Linked DNA regions of Homo sapiens: region 1 is linked to region 2. A link is a loop called in an ENCODE intact Hi-C map of the cell type or tissue named here. Cell type or tissue: gastrocnemius medialis. All regions are shown on one strand. Links, peaks and the distances in the headings refer to the core of each region. The heading gives the core; the rest is flanking DNA.

Region 1 (2,915 bases), core at 170-2,669, 590 kb after region 2:
ATGGAAAATGAATATAAATAAAGTTAAAGCCTTCATATGTATTTCATTCATGCTTGAGTCATACCTGGTGCTCATAAATCAATCCAGGATTATGAGGGTAGATGTTGACTTCAGTTTGGTTAAAAGGAAGTACAGTTTGAGCATTGAGTAGACATGGAGATGTGGAGTTTTTCAAGTCTTAAATTTACCAAGAGAGAGGAGGGTCAAGGACAGAAGGCTGTGGGAGGCCTATATTGATTCAGCAGGAGAGTTCCCTATCTTAACAGCAAAGGAAGGAGAGAGTTTCTAGGAGGGGTATGTTTGAATTATTGATTGTTCCTTCCAATCTAACTTCTGTTAGTGTAGATAATATAAAGTTTATTATGTCTACTATATACTGCAGGGATTATTATTAAGCAAATAATGATAGACTTGCTTATCCTATTGTAATTTTAGTTCCTTGGGGGAGAGGAAGAAGCTGCTTAGTTATATCCAGCGATTGGTTCAAATCCACGTTGATACAATGAAGGTAAGAGGATCTGAGTTTGTTATGTTTTTTGAATATAAAGTGATATAACTCAATTATGTAAAATTCATTTTGAAGAGAATAGGAGGAAATCTGCTTCTCAGTGATAGAATTGTGAGTAGTGGATCTTTTCTAAACTTTCTGCACTTTCTAAAATGAGCACAGAGTATTTAAATCAGAAGAAGAACTAAAATATGTTTAAGCATACAGAAAAGCATAAGTAGACCACTACCCAACTTGTCAAATATTAATATTTTGCCTAATTTGCTTCAAGTCTGTTATTTTTAGAGCAAAATATTAGAAACTATTGAAGACCTCCTTTGTACATTCTTTTTTTTTTAATGAAATGTGGTCTTGCTCTGTCATCTAGGCTGGAGTACAGTGGTGCAATCTCAGCTCACTCCAACCTCCGTCTCCCTGGCTCAAGTGATCCTTCCATCTCAGCCACCCCAGTAGCTTGGACTATGGGTGCATGCCACCACACCTGGCTAATTTTTGTATTTTTTATAAAGACGGGGTCTTCCTGTGTTGCTCAGGCTGGTCTCAAACTCCTGGGCTCAAGAGATTGACCTGCCTTGGCCTCCCAAAGTGCTAAGATTACAGATGTGAGCCCCCACGCCTGGCCCTGTTTCTATTTATTATGTTTCTATCCTTTTCTCCCTAGAAGTAATAAGCATCTTCCTGAATTTGATGTTTATCATTGTCATGAATGGTTTTTACTCTTATTGCATATTTATGTATATCCATAAACAATGTATAGTATTGTTTTACATATTTTTAAACTTTATTTTTTTGAGACAGAGCCTGGCCTTTTTTTTTTTTTTTTCCTCTTTTTGAGATGTAATCTCTCTCTGTCACCCAGGTTGGGGCTCAGTGGCACTATCTTGTCTCACTGCAACCTCTGCCTCTCAGGATCAAGTGATTCTCCTGCCTCAGCCTCCCAAGTAGCTGGGATTACAGGCATACACCACCACACCCGGCTAATGTTTTTGCATTTTTAGTAGAGTTGGGGTTTCATCATGTTGGCCAGGCTGGTGTCAAACTCCTGACCTCAAGTGATCCACCCACCTCGTCCTGCCAAAGTGCTGGGACTACAGGCATGAGCCACTGCGCCCAGCCAGAATGTGCATTTTTCACAAGCTCTTCAGAGTGATTCTAAAACCATACTTGATGAAATGTTTCTTGTTTTGTTAGTGACAGGAAATAGACCTTATTTACTCTTTTGACATTCCTAGGTTAAGAAAACTTAGTTTCAGACCTGGGAGAAGATGTAGGATATCTTCTTTTTTTGTACTTTTTTGCCCGATCATCATTTGCATTTTTCACTTTTTTTAAAAAATAGATGTAATGTATAGTATTTGAGTTATTTCAGATCCCTCTCTATAAGAATACATATTTTAATTTTGCTTTTGCAAGTTATAGACTTCTTTTCTTTCTTTCTTTTTTTGAGATGGAGTCTTGCTCTGTTGTCTAGGCTGGAGTGCAGTGGCACAATCTGGCTTACTGCAACCTCTGCCTCCCAGTTTCAAGTGATTCTTTTGTCTCAGCCTCCCAGGTAGCTGGGACTACAGGTGCACACCACCATGCCCAGCTAGTTTTTGTATTTTTTTTAGTAAAGACAGGGTTCCGCCATATTGGTCAGGCTGGTCTCGAACTCCTGACCTCATGTGATCCGTCTGCCTTGGCCTCCCAAAGTGTTGGGATTACAGGCATGAGCCAACACGTCTGGCCTACCCGGTTATTTTCTTTTTCTTTTCTTTTCTTTTTTTTTTTTTTTTTTTTTTTTTTGAGAGGGAGTCTCGCTCTGTTGCCCAGGCTGGAGTGCAGTGGCATGGTATCAGCTCACTGCAACCTCTGCCTCCCAGATTCAAGCAGTTCTCCTGCCTCAGCCTCCTGAGTAGCTGGGATTACAGGCACCTGCCACCACGCCCAGTTAATTTTTTTTTTTTTTTTTTTTTTTTTTTTTGGTATTTTTAGTAGAGGCAAGGTTTCACCAGGTTGGCCAGGCTGGTCTTGAACTCCTGACCTCATGATCTGCCCACCTTGGCCTCCCAAAGTGCTGGGATTACAGGCGTGAGCCACCAGCCCGTTCTAGGCTTATTTTCTATTGAAAATCACATCTGAAAAAATTTAATGAACATTTTTGGTTCAACTATATAATAATGTTTTGTTGTTGTTTTGTTTTGTTTTGTTTTTGAGATGGAGTCTTGCTCTGTCTCCCAGGCTGGAGTGCAGTGGTGCAATCTCGGCTCACTGCAACTTCCAAATCCCAGGTTCAAGTGATTCTCCTGCCTCAGCCTAAATCAGCTTCCTGAGTAGCTGGGACTACAGGCGCATGCCACCATGCCCAGCTAATTTTTTGTATTTTTAGTAGAGATGGGGTTTCACCGCGTTAGCTAGGATGGTCTCG
Region 2 (2,915 bases), core at 108-2,607:
TCTTATACGTTGGCATGCTTCTGGAGTTGCGTTACTTCTCCCCTGATTCTTCCCTTGGGGTGGGCTGTCTGCATGCACAGGGGCCTGCCCACACTTGGGACGGGCCGCATGCGCAGTGTGTTTACTGCAGTTGTACACATGCTCACTTGAGGCATTCTTCCCTTACCATTCGAGTGTTCCTAGAAGGCCACATACCACTTAAACCCCACCATTTTGCCTCATAGTGCGCATTCTTGAGCCCACTCACCCAACTCCTGTGATCTTATCAGGAAGCTGCTGATCACCAGTTTCAGGTGTTTCAGTCTACCACCTTTTCTGACGCCAGCTGCAACCAATTATTATTTTAGAGAGACAGTTTTAACAACCACCTGACCATCACCTGATGGTCGCCTGAGAATCCTGGTGGGTGGGGAGGCAGGGGGAAGAGCTCTCCTGCCCTGACCATGTCTGACTAACTACCTACTGAACAATTTAACCCATCAGCAAGTCCTGACAGCCCTGCCTCCAAAGAAAGTCACAAACTAGCCTACTTTCCTGTATCACCACTGCCTTCATGCTTAACCAGGCTACCACCACCCAGACCTGCCTCCACCTCCCCACCACCTCCCCACTTCCTCTCTCGCTCTCCAATCCATTTACATCAGCTACAGTGATCTTTTAAAAATGGAAGTCGTGGCCAGGAACGGTGGCTCACGTCTGTAATCCCAGCACTTTGGGAGGCCGAGGTGGGTGGATCACCTGAGGTCAGGAGTTTGAGACCAGCCTGAATTCTGGCCAACATGGGGAAACCCCGTCTCTACTAAAAAAATACAAAAAATTAGCTGGGCATGGTGGCAGGCACCTATAATCCCAGCTATTCATGAGGTTGAGGCAGTAGAATCGCTTGAACCCGGGAGGTGGAGGTTGCAGTGAGCCGAGATTGCACCATTGCACTCCAGCCTGGGCAACGAGAGCGAGACTCAGTCTCAAAAAAAAAGCAAGTCAGATCAGATCACTTTCCTCTTTAAAACCTCCCACTGACCCTCCCATTTCTTTAGGATTTAGATGGACTGGAGAGCAAGAGAAGAAGTGGGAAGAGGTGATGGGGAGGTGGAGGCTGGTGTCTGGGTGGTGGTGGCTTGGTCAAGCATGGAGGCAGTGGTGATATAAGAAGATGGGCTAGGTTGTGACTTATTTTGGAGGCAGGGCTGTCAGGACTTGCTGATTGGTTAAATCAGTCAGCCTAAGCTGTGAACTAAGACAGTTCACACAGCTTTCAGTTTCTGGCACATGGTAAGAGCGTGATATATAGTTATTGCTTGTACTATTAATAGGTTGATGGAAGTTTAGTAAGATCAGGCAGTTCCCCATTTTACCATTAGGTGTCACCACAGACCTGGCTAAAATAGCATACTTGCTTCCCATCTGAGAAAGCCCTGAGAAGTGTGGAACAAAAGGGCCTTAGAGTTGGGAACATTTCCCAAGGTCAGGAAAGTAGGTCAGGGATTTAAACCCAGTTGTCCTGACACCTTAAAAGCCATGGTGGGGAGAGGCCCTCCCTGCCAGGGCTCCCACAGTGCCTCCAGTCCCCAGGATAATTTTACATATTTGTAACAATAGGTAATTAAGGGTACTAACTATGTAACCCGTGCTAGTCTTTTATTTTTTGAGATGGAGTTTTGTTCTTGTTGCCCAGGCTGGAATGCAATGGCGTGATCTCTGCTCACTGCAACCTCTGCCTCCTGGATTCAAGTGATTCTCCTGCCTCAGCCTCCCTAGTAGCTGGGATTACAGGCGTGCATCACCACACCCAGCTAATTTTTGTATTTTTAGTAGAGACGGGGTTTCACCATATTGGCCAGGCTGGTCTCGAACTCCTGACCTTAGGTAATCCACCTGCTCTGGCCTCCCAAAGTGCTGGGATTACAGGTGTGAGCCACTGCACCCGGCCAACCAGTGTTATTCTAAGCATTTTATAACACAAACTCATTGAATTCCCACAAATGATCACATGAGGTAGAGTCAAATGTGTCCCCATTTCACAGATGGAGAAACTGAGGGACAGAGAGGTTTATTAACTTGCTCAATGACATACAGCCAGTAAATGTAGAATGGAAATGAACCCTTGCATTCTGGCTGCAGTCTGCGCCATCCTGGAGCTTACTCCATTCTCTGGTCACCTTGGTAATAATGTTTTTTATCCCTTTTAAAATCTTTTGATATCACATAGCTTCTTTAGTGCTTTAACATTTAACTATTGTTCCATTACAGGTAGAATTTCCTGAATATATAAGTATTGGTAAGGAGATAATGTTGATTTTTTTTAAAGTAATTGTCAAGCAGACTGATGTATAGGAAAGTAAGTATTGTGATTTCACAAAACATTGTTCTATTCATAACATAACCATTTCCTGATTCTTTATCATTTAGCCCCAAATTTGCCATCCAGTCCCAACTGAATTCCATAGACCTGGTTACCAGCTGAATCAGAGACTTGGAGGATACATGACAAAGGGAGGAGCTCGGTCTAGCCTTTCAATCATTCACTTATTCATTCAACAGTTACTGCCTCTTCCTTCCTACCAGACCCAAAATGAACCCTGCCCTCCAAGAGCTCACGGTCTCATGGGGGTTAACAGACAGAAAATGCACATGCATTGGCATTGCATAATTGCCCATCTCTCCAGACTGTCTGTAGTGTCTTTTTAGAAAACATATATATATTCTTTTTTTTTTTTTTGAGATAGGGTCTCCCTCTGTCACCCAGGCATTGTCACCAGGCACTGCACCCAGAGTGCAGTGCCATGATCATGACTCACTTGCAGCCTCAACTTCCCGGACTCAAGCAATCCTCCCACTTCAGCCTCCCAAGTAGCTAGGACCACAGATGCGCACCACCACGCCCAGCTAATTTTTTTATTTTTATTTTTTGTAGA

Evidence for each region. Hi-C counts contacts between places; a loop is a spot of excess contacts. Peaks named below come from ENCODE experiments on the same cell type or tissue, not always from the same donor. Only the 100,000 strongest peaks of a DNase experiment are listed, where the experiment ranks them.
Region 1: it touches region 2 in a loop (5-fold over the local background); 2 of 110 quality-filtered maps call a loop at or near these places.

Annotation. Positions count from the first base shown.
Region 1 is chr20:36,938,632-36,941,546 of GRCh38, reverse strand. It overlaps SAMHD1 (SAM and HD domain containing deoxynucleoside triphosphate triphosphohydrolase 1), which reads left to right. Exons shown (of 16, transcript NM_015474.4): 3 at 436-508. Among named protein-coding and RNA genes, the nearest start is that of SAMHD1, 12 kb to the left of the region's middle. In gastrocnemius medialis, for the core only: no CTCF peak of the experiment used is centred there; a DNase peak (open chromatin) is centred at 1,576; H3K27ac peaks cover 2,308 bases.
Region 2 is chr20:37,533,054-37,535,968 of GRCh38, reverse strand. No RefSeq gene overlaps it. Among named protein-coding and RNA genes, the nearest start is that of BLCAP, 6.6 kb to the right of the region's middle. In gastrocnemius medialis, for the core only: a CTCF peak has its summit at 1,356 (motif pointing right); no DNase peak of the experiment used is centred there.